Regions from separate parts of the Homo sapiens genome. Here all the other regions are linked to region 1. A link is a contact called in ENCODE Hi-C data. All regions are on one chromosome and are shown on one strand. The core of a region is the stretch at or near the end of the contact, and the rest is flanking DNA. Distances in the headings are between cores, read along the strand shown.

The links. Hi-C counts contacts between places; a loop is a spot of excess contacts on that map. Pooled maps may share reads with other maps.
Region 2: a loop to region 1 is called in a pooled map, with 27 times the contacts of the local background. The contact joins the promoter of SPPL2A here to the promoter of RSL24D1 in region 1. A Hi-C loop is called at or near these places in 8 of 50 pooled maps.
Region 3: a pooled map shows a loop between it and region 1 (11-fold over the local background). The contact joins the promoter of MAPK6 here to the promoter of RSL24D1 in region 1. A Hi-C loop is called at or near these places in 8 of 50 pooled maps.

Annotation. Positions count from the first base shown.
Region 1 is chr15:55,195,548-55,198,516 of GRCh38, reverse strand. It overlaps RSL24D1 (ribosomal L24 domain containing 1), which reads left to right and starts at 1,576. Exons shown (of 6, transcript NM_016304.3): 1 at 1,576-1,707. The coding sequence starts at 1,627. RefSeq lists enhancers at 1,612-1,771, 1,565-2,456.
Region 2 is chr15:50,764,311-50,767,279 of GRCh38, reverse strand. SPPL2A (signal peptide peptidase like 2A) reads left to right here and starts at 1,574. Exons shown (of 15, transcript NM_032802.4): 1 at 1,574-1,812. The coding sequence starts at 1,747. RefSeq lists a silencer at 1,540-1,999.
Region 3 is chr15:52,017,684-52,020,652 of GRCh38, reverse strand. It overlaps MAPK6 (mitogen-activated protein kinase 6), which reads right to left and starts at 1,434. Exons shown (of 6, transcript NM_002748.4): 1 at 1,277-1,434. It overlaps MAPK6-DT (MAPK6 divergent transcript), which reads left to right and starts at 1,558. Exons shown (of 2, transcript NR_156732.1): 1 at 1,558-1,954. RefSeq lists enhancers at 374-423, 1,764-1,833 and silencers at 674-1,183, 1,484-1,593.

The DNA.
Region 1 (2,969 bases), core at 327-2,826:
TCAAATGCAAAAAAATGAAACTACAAAACATAAGAGAAAACATTTTGAAAAACAATTTTGGAGTGAGAAGTGCAGTTTAAAGGAAAGTACCAAATCCAAAATCATAAAAAAATTGGATAAATCTGAATATATAAACAACATATTTCTGCATGGAAAAATACCATGAGCAAAGCTTAAAACATTGATAGGGAAATAATTTCTAAATGCATGTCAGCAAAGGACTAACCTTAACGTGTAAAGTGCTGTTGAAAATCAACGAAAGAATAGAAAACTGCGTAGGACCTGAACAGGCAATTCACAGAAAAAAGCTGAAAAACATTGTGAAAGATTCTTAACATCATTTGTAATTAAATTCAAGTTGAAATAATAATAAGATAAATTTTCATCTCAGGTTGGCAAAGATCACTTTTCACAGCGGGGTAGTGAAACAGACATCTTATTTGTTGATGCTGAGTGTTAATTGGTAAAAACTTTTGGAAGGCAATTTAGTATTATCTGCCAAATTTTAAAACTATTTATCTATATCCAGCTCCTCTGATCCAGCAGTTCTACATAAACCCTCTCCTGAAAAAGCGTACCAACAGATACTTATTATATCAAAAGATAAGAATGCCCATCGATTAGTGACCAATTAAAATACTTTCATACAATGGCATATATATATGAAAAAGAATGTTAAATACCCTTTTACAGTAAAATATGTATCAAATGCCTATTATGTGCCAGGGACTGTTCTAGATACTGGGATGTAGTTGTAAACCAAACGAACTGAAATCCCTGCCCCTCATGGAGCTCACATTCCAATGAAGGGATACAAGGTAACAGCAAGATGCAGAAAAGAGTAAATAGCATATTAACTAGTATTATAAAGAAGAGGACGTAGAGACAGGCAAACACACAAATATACATGTTTGCCTATGCACAGAAAAGCTCTGGCAGGTAATAAATGGAACTGTTTTGCCCCTGGGGAGGAAGACCGCAGGTCTAGGGAGGGAGTCGTAGTTTCCGGCGAAAATATTTGTTTACTACATATGCATATTAATTAAAATGGGGGGGAGGCGGATAACACGATTTTATATTTAAAAAAATTGCTGGTAAAGTCCTTGGAGCATCAGCAACTCAACCGTTTTCATTGCAATGTTCGAAGCAACGCTGGATTGCAGGGTCTTCGCCGCTTACACCCTGCAAATCACTGTGGGACGAGAATCGAGGGCTGGTCTAGGGCAGGCAGTAGACAAATGAGTTAAGAGAGTGCTCTCGAGAGCACTCCGAGGCAAAGCACAAACCAAAGATACATAATACTTGCATAAATGCCGACACACAGAGAGAAAAAACTAGGCGCTGTGAGAGCAAGTTCACAAGGTGGCGCAGAACCACATTTCCCCAAAGTAACAGCGAACAGGTCTAGTCTGCAGCTCTGCGCCTGCGTCAAACGGCAGCGCATTTGACCACACGGCCGCCGGAGGCACAGTCGTGTTCGCATCTGGTCTAACAGACCCGCGAGAACGAAGGACGCTTGCCTTTTTCCGGTCGGGGAAGGGGGAAGAAGGTAACTTCCGGTGACGGGGTTGCATCACTTCCTCTCAAGCTTGGCGTTTGTTTGGTGGGGTTACACGCGGGTTCAACATGCGTATCGAAAAGTGTTATTTCTGTTCGGGGCCCATCTATCCTGGACACGGCATGATGTTCGTCCGCAACGATTGCAAGGTAAGGCGGTCGACACCAGTTCTTGCTTCAGCCTAGCTCCCGCGGTTCCTGGGCGCGGCGGCTCGGTGCTGGGTGCTTCTGCGTCTGCCGTGTTTGGCCCGGGTTCCTCCCGTTGTTCCCCTGGGAGGGTGGCTTAACTGGGCCTCCGTTCTCAACGTTCCGCTTCGGGGGTTTCTCCTTGCCCGTCTTCCGAGCGGCGCTGGCCACCACGCCACCCTTGGGTGGCGTTGGCAGCGAGGAACTTCAGGAGCGATCCCAGCTAGCGCCTACCAGGAATCTTGGATGTCTGTGAGGGCTGTTTGGCCACTCATGTACTTGGGCCAAATTCTTGAATCCAGTAAACTTTGTTGAGTGTATACCCTGTCAGGCATTACACTAAGGTCCATACTAAAGTGTAGAGGTTGATGGAAGTGTTCCGTATTGCTTAATGGTAGAGTTATGTATTAAGTTACTGCAGGTGAGTTGGGGAGGGTCCTGTACGGAAAGACTCAGCATAGAGGTGATATTTATCTTGGATCCTGAATTTTGCGGAAGAAAGCGGAGGGGGCCTTCTAAGTGGAAGGAAAGTGAACATTTTGAGAAAAGGCAGAGAACGGAGCAAATACATTTGTTTGAGGAAGTGACTGGATTGTAAATGATGATAGAGCCTTGGGCGTAGGGCTACAAGTATAATAAGTCTGTAAACGTAAATAATAAATATGAGTCCTAGTTGTGAAAGACGTTTTGAATGGTACATGAATTTGTCCTGTCATTACAGAATGAATCCCGTTCCTCTCTTTCTCAGAGAAACACATTGTTTCTCAGAATTTGATCTCTTACGTTTGCTTCTGAATTACTGGGCGTTTACAGATTCCTGGTTTTCACCAGATCTATTGAGTTGGAATCTTTGGGGGAGGGGAAGAGGGTCTAAGAATCTGTATATTAAGGTGAATTTGACGTGCTAAATAATTACAAGTCTGACTTCTTCACCTTATATCTCTGTAACAGATCAAAGATATTGACCTCATTAATTAGATCCAAGGGATTCAGCTGAAAGTGACGGACCAAAGCCATGTTTGATAACGTAAAAGAACCTAGAAGATTTTGAATACTTGCTCTCAGGAACATGATAAGAAGTTTATAAAAATGAACCAAAAGATTGCCAGGTTGGGGTCTAATTCAGAGTAGGCAGTATGGTTTTATACATGATGTCGTTACGATTTTGTGATTTTCGTCCAGGATGCTTGTCGGCTGGATATTGGAATTAGAACAACAGATCGTGA
Region 2 (2,969 bases), core at 325-2,824, 4.4 Mb after region 1:
CTGTAGATGTAAAGGGTATAGCAGTCAACAAAGCAAAGACACCCCTTGCTATGAAGTGGGAGGTGGCATAAATAAATGAACCTATACATAGAATGAAAAGTGCTGTGCAGATAATTAAAATAAACAATAATATGAAAGTGACTGGACAGGCCGGGTGCGGTGGCTCATGCCTGTAATCCCAACACTTTGGGAGGCCAAAGCGGGTGGATCACCTGAGGTCGAGAGTTTGAGACCAGCCTGACCAACATGGTGAAACCCCGTCTCTACTAAAAATACAAAATTAGCCGGGTGTGGTGGCACGCGCCTGTAATCCCAGCTACTGGGGAGGCTGAGGCAGGAGAATTGCTTGAACCTGGGAGGCGGAGGTTGCAGTGTGCCGAGATTGCACCATCGCACTCCGGCCTGGGCAAGAAAAGCGAAACTCCGTCTCAAAAAAAAAAAAAAAAAAAAAAGAGAAAGGAAAAGAAAAGAAAGTGACTGGACAGGTACTTTAGATTGGGTATGTCAGGAAGTCCCGTCTGGGGAAGCGACATTGAAGCTGATAAGTGAATGTCAACAAGGCAGGCATTCTGAGCTTTGGAGAGAAGAGCACTCCAGCAGGGAGGACTACCAGAGCAAAGTCCGGGCGGCCCACCAGAGCAAAGGCCGGGAGGGCCAAAGGTCCGTGCGCCTTAAAGTGTGGGAAAGTAGTGAAGATGGGGAGACAGGAAGGCAGGGGCCAGATTTACCTTTGCAGGCTAGAGTAGAGTTTTGATTTTTTTTTTTTTTTTTTTTTGGAGACCGAGTCTCGCTCTGTCGCCCAGGTTGGAGTGCAGTGGCACAATCTCGGCTCACTGCAACCTCCGCCTACCCGGTTCAAGCGATTCTACTGCCTCCGCCTCCCGAGTAGCTGGGACGACAGGTGCGTGCCACCACGCCCAGCTAATTTTTTGTATTTTTAGTACAGACTTGGTTCCACCATGTTGGCCAGGATGGTCTCGATTTCTTGACCTTGTGATCCGCCCACCTCGGCCATCCAAATGCTGGTATTACAGGTGTGAGCCATCACACCCGGCCAAGTTTTTATTTTATTCCAAGTGTGATAGAGAGAGACATGATCTGACTTATATGTTTTGAAAGATGGCTCTGGGACTGTTATGTGGCTACTGGGCTGTCCGGAGGGGAAACTGAGACCCGTTTGGAGGAGAGGGAAGTTGGTGGCCTGGATAGAGTGGTGGCAGCAGTTCTGGAGAAAGTGGATGGATCTGGGTTATGTGGTGAGTCAGAGTGGCCAGGAACAAATGACAGGCAGATGAATTAGGGTGACCCTTAGATTTCTGGCTGCATGCAACACTCGGGTAGTTACTGGGGAACCGAGCAGACGCTCAGACACTTCCGAGCCTTGAGAAATCCGTTCTCCCGCCAGGCTTCGGTGTGAGTTAAAGTCGGGCAGCCGGAAAGCGACAGGCTCAGACCCGCAGCCGGTGGCCTCGTAGCGCCGGGACGCCGGGACGCCTGGATACCGGGAGAGCGCTGGGACTCTCCGAGCCCGGCGCGGGGGTTTCCGCATCTTACGGGCGGGGCCGGAAGAGGAAGTCGCGCTGCTGTGGCGGCCGCTGTAGCAGCGGCGGTCCAGTCGTAGCCCGGCCGCCCGCGCCTGTCCGGTCCGGTCCGGCCACGGAGGCAGCGCAGCGGCGGGACTCCGAGCCTACCCCGCCGAGTGAGCTGCGCCGCACCGTGCCGTCCCACCCGGCACCCACCAGTCCGATGGGGCCGCAGCGGCGGCTGTCCCCTGCCGGGGCCGCCCTACTCTGGGGCTTCCTGCTCCAGCTGGTAAGGGGGCGGGAAGGCGCGCAGGCCTCCCAGGGGCTGGGCGGGGCCGGGGCCAAGGCCGGGGCTCCCTTCCCCTACTCCTCGCCCGGCCTCCCCTCTGCCCGCACCTCCGCGGCCTGCTCTCGCACTCCTCTTTCCTCCCCTCCTCTTTCCATTACTCATCTCTTTCCTTCCACCCTCCTCTTTTCCACCCTCTTTCCCCCAACTTTCCCGCCCCCCACTCGGTTCCCGCCCATTGAAGTCTGGCGAAATACCTACCGCAAAAAGATCAGAGGAGCCCCTTAGGTTGCGTTGACCTTGATGCTTCTCGATAGTTGCTCACTGTCCCAGCATATTTAAAATTGACCTCTGGGTTTTATTGTCTAAGCCTTTCTTACCGCTTTTTACCCTTGGGAAGAAAAAAAAATTATACAAGGCGCCAGTATGTTTAGCGGTTCGAGGACTGCACTTTAATTGCACTAACACGGATGTCTTTTTAAAATTCCCTTCCCCCACTGTAGCTCCTGCTTCGCCTTAGGGCTCATTTGATTCTGTTATGAGGGTTTTTTTTTTTTGGAGGGGGGGTTTTAATAGCAGTAATTTAAAATAACTTTTAAAAGAAGACACCAAAATGTAATGCTTTTAGTGGTTTTCAGTTTTCTGCCTAATTTAAAGGGATGGGTGGGGAGCGTCGGTTAAATGTAAGTAAGAAATATGTGTTCATAGATTTGTTTTCATAGTCACAGAGAAGTAATAGTGTTTTAAAATTCAGCCTCAAGTAATTCGAGCTTCAGTGTGGGAGTGGGGTGTCAGGAACCCGGTGTTTCAGTTTTTGTTTCTAGTGACTTTTACTTAGGGAGTTTCAGGTTGGAAACTTACGCATGTTATTTATTACAGAATTGGTGTCGTGTAAGCTTGTTTCGTTCTATTAGAATGTGTGATTTCTTTGAAAGACTGTTTTGCTGACTCTCCAGTTTAAGGGGTTAGTATTAGTGAATACAAAAGTGTCTTTAATATTTATTGAAAAACCAAAATCTAAGCCAAAAAGTAAGTGCCTTTTGGTGTATTCATAACTTTGACAGGCAACATCAGGAACCTGAGAGAATGTATCTAAAAATTGCTGGGGGAGGGGAGTTCGATATAAAAAGAGCAACAAAGTAGCAGTGTTAGTCGGAGTC
Region 3 (2,969 bases), core at 185-2,684, 3.2 Mb after region 1:
ATTCTTCTGGTCAGATCATTCTTTCCATCTCAGTTTTCCAGCGTTAAAGAGGGAGGACATGTGCAATTGGAACTGTAAGAGACAGGCTAGAAGAATCAGCCATCAGAAAATTACTCTGAAGCTGCTTGCTCTTCATTGTATGGCGTGTTAATTTTTCCCCTTGACAAATCATCTGTATCCGTTAAAAAAAAAAAAGTCATTACTGAGACTGCATCTTTAGCAATGAACACGAATTCTGCCGTTAATACAAGTAGGCTTCTAATTCCAACTCACCAGTCCCTTTCACTGGACCTTTTCCAATGAACAAGCAAAAGAAAAAATAAAACAGGAAAGGAATCAAGAAGCTCCCGCTGCACAGAGATCCCCCTAACACCTAAACCGGTTGGGTCCTACACTCGCCAAGAAACAAAAGGATGCCAAAACACCTTTACTTTTCGACACAACTCACAAGGCGGACTAAAATGCACAGCAAAGTGACAAGGCCCTTTTTGGTGAACCGACAAAACAAGCTTTCATTTGGGCACTTTTACAGACCACCACTTAAGGTCCCGAAAGAAGCTAAGGAAAGACTGTAGGGCCGAGGGAGGAAATTAGGAATTTCGTCTCCGAGTTTTCAGTACCTCATTCATGGCAAGACTCAAAACTTGGGCGGACTTCAGGGCTCTGAGACGAGCCGGGTGAGCGCTGCGCGCTACGCCACTGGAGACTTTGCCCGGCCGGAGTCAGCTGAGGCCGAGTCACCGGGTGGGATGGGGGAGGAGACGCGGGAGCATTTCGAAAGGCAGCGTGCCAGTAAGGCGAGACTCCACGCCACCTCATGTTCCCCGGGCCGCCGCCCCTCGCTCGCCCGCCCTCCGGTCCGGTCCGGCTGGGTTTCGAACCCGCGGAGCCAGGCGCAGGCGGCGGGACGGCAGCAGGCGTGCGGGGCCAGGGAGCGGGCGCGGCCTGGCAGGGCGACCGGCGAGGGGCGTGCCGGGTGGGAGGGGCGCGCTGGCCGCCTGGCCGGCCCCACGCGGGGACCCCAGCCCGCCGCCCGCCCGCCCGCGCGGGGACGCGCCGGCCAGGCCCGAGCGGGCGGGCAGGCGGGCGAGCAGGGGGCGGGCGGCAGACCGAACAAAAACGCCTTTGTTGAGCGGCAGCCGCCGGAGGGTCACACACAATGGAGGAGGGAGCCGGCTCCGCCGTCGCCGCCGCCGCCGCCGCCGCCGGGCCCGCCGCGGCGCCCTCCCGAGCCGCCCCGCCGGCGCACCCCGCACACGTACACACACACACTCACGGGACTTCTCCGACTCATCGAGAGAGTGCGGGGCTCGCGGACTGCCCCCAGTGTCGGCTCAGGTCTCCGGCTGTGCTGGCGGCAGCGGCGTCTCCGAGGCTCTCGCTTTGCCGCAGTCGCCGCCATGTAACCCCGACCCGCGAGAGAGGGCGAGGAAGAGGGGGCGGGGCTTCGCGGTGCCACGCCCCCTCACGTCACAGGCTCACTCCACGGGTTCTCCCGCCCCCGCCCTGCCCAGCGCACCCGCACGCGCCGGAATTTCCAGCGCCCGTGACTGGGCTGCGCGCGCCGCGGAGGCGGTGGGAAAGGCACGCGGCTCGTCCGGCGTCTCCTGGGGGCTTTGCCTGCGGGCGGGCAGGGAGGAAGACAGCTGGGGCCGTTTGCTCTACTACCTGCCCTGGCATTAAGGGAACAAAGTGACCAAACCCAGTGCCAGCGTTTACTAAGCACCTACTACGTGCAAGGCACTGGGCAATCCGAGAGGAAGAGGCCTCAGTCTCCAGGAAGGGTGGACCTTAAGATGGATTGGCTGGAAGGCGACAGCCCGAGCACAAGACAGACGCGTTAGAGGCCAATACTAAGGTCATTCATTCTGCCAGAGTATGGAGGAAGGCTTTCAGGAGTGGTCGCCAAGGTGGCCTTTCAGCTGGATCCCGGAGGAGCGGATATAACCAGGAGGTGGGGAGGGTGTTTCTGTGAGCAAAGACTGGGAGGCCAGAGTACCTGGCTTGTTGCAGGAACTGGGATAGGACAATTTGAATTTGGGAAGGGATGCACTATGAAACGTAGAAAGGTGGATGGGTGCCTTCTTGGGCCCACTTGGCTAAAAGCAAACTTACATTACTTATCATGGCTTATTGAGTCCAAGGAGCCTTTTCAGTGTTTATGTGAAATTTAAGTATTTATGAAATTAGAGACGCAGGTCAGCATATTTTTTCAATGACTTCATCACCATCTTGCTGAGAACCAGACATAGAATAGCCCTTCTAGTCATTATTATGGGCATCTTCAAGAAAGAGGCAAAGACCACTTCAAAAAGATCACAAAGGGCCAGGCGTGGTGGTTCACGCCTGTAATCCTAGCACTTTGGGAGGCCGAGACGGGCAGATCACCTGAGGCCAGGAGTTCGAGACCAGCATGGCCAACATGGTGAAAGCCCCGTCTCCACTAAAAATACAAAAAGTAGCCGGGTGTGGTGGCTCACACCTGTAATCCCAGCTACTCGGGAGGCTGAGGCAGGAGAATAGCTTGAACCCCGCGGGGGGTTGCAGTGAGCCGAGATCGCGCCAGGACACTCCAGCCTGGGCGAAAGGGCGAAACTCTGTCTCAAAAAAAAAAATCACAGAGTAATGAAGTTAAGTGGTTGGGGTGAGCTTGAATGCTTTATATTTTTTAATATTTAAAACAACGTCAGCTGAGTACCAGGTGTGAAGAAGAGGTAATGAGTGAAAAAAACCAAGAGAAAGGGGAGACTTGTTCCAACCGCAGAATTTCCAGCTTCTGCAACGAGAGCTCGTACCTTCAGCCCCACTGCCTCTGCTCTAGGCTCTCCTCTGATCCTCAGGACATTTTTCCTCTCACTCTTTGAGAACTCGTTTACCTTCCTTTTCCATCAATGTCTGATCACCCAGAGAAGGTGGGAGAATAAATACCAAGCACTGTGCCTTCCCTCAAGGAGCATTTAATCCAGTGT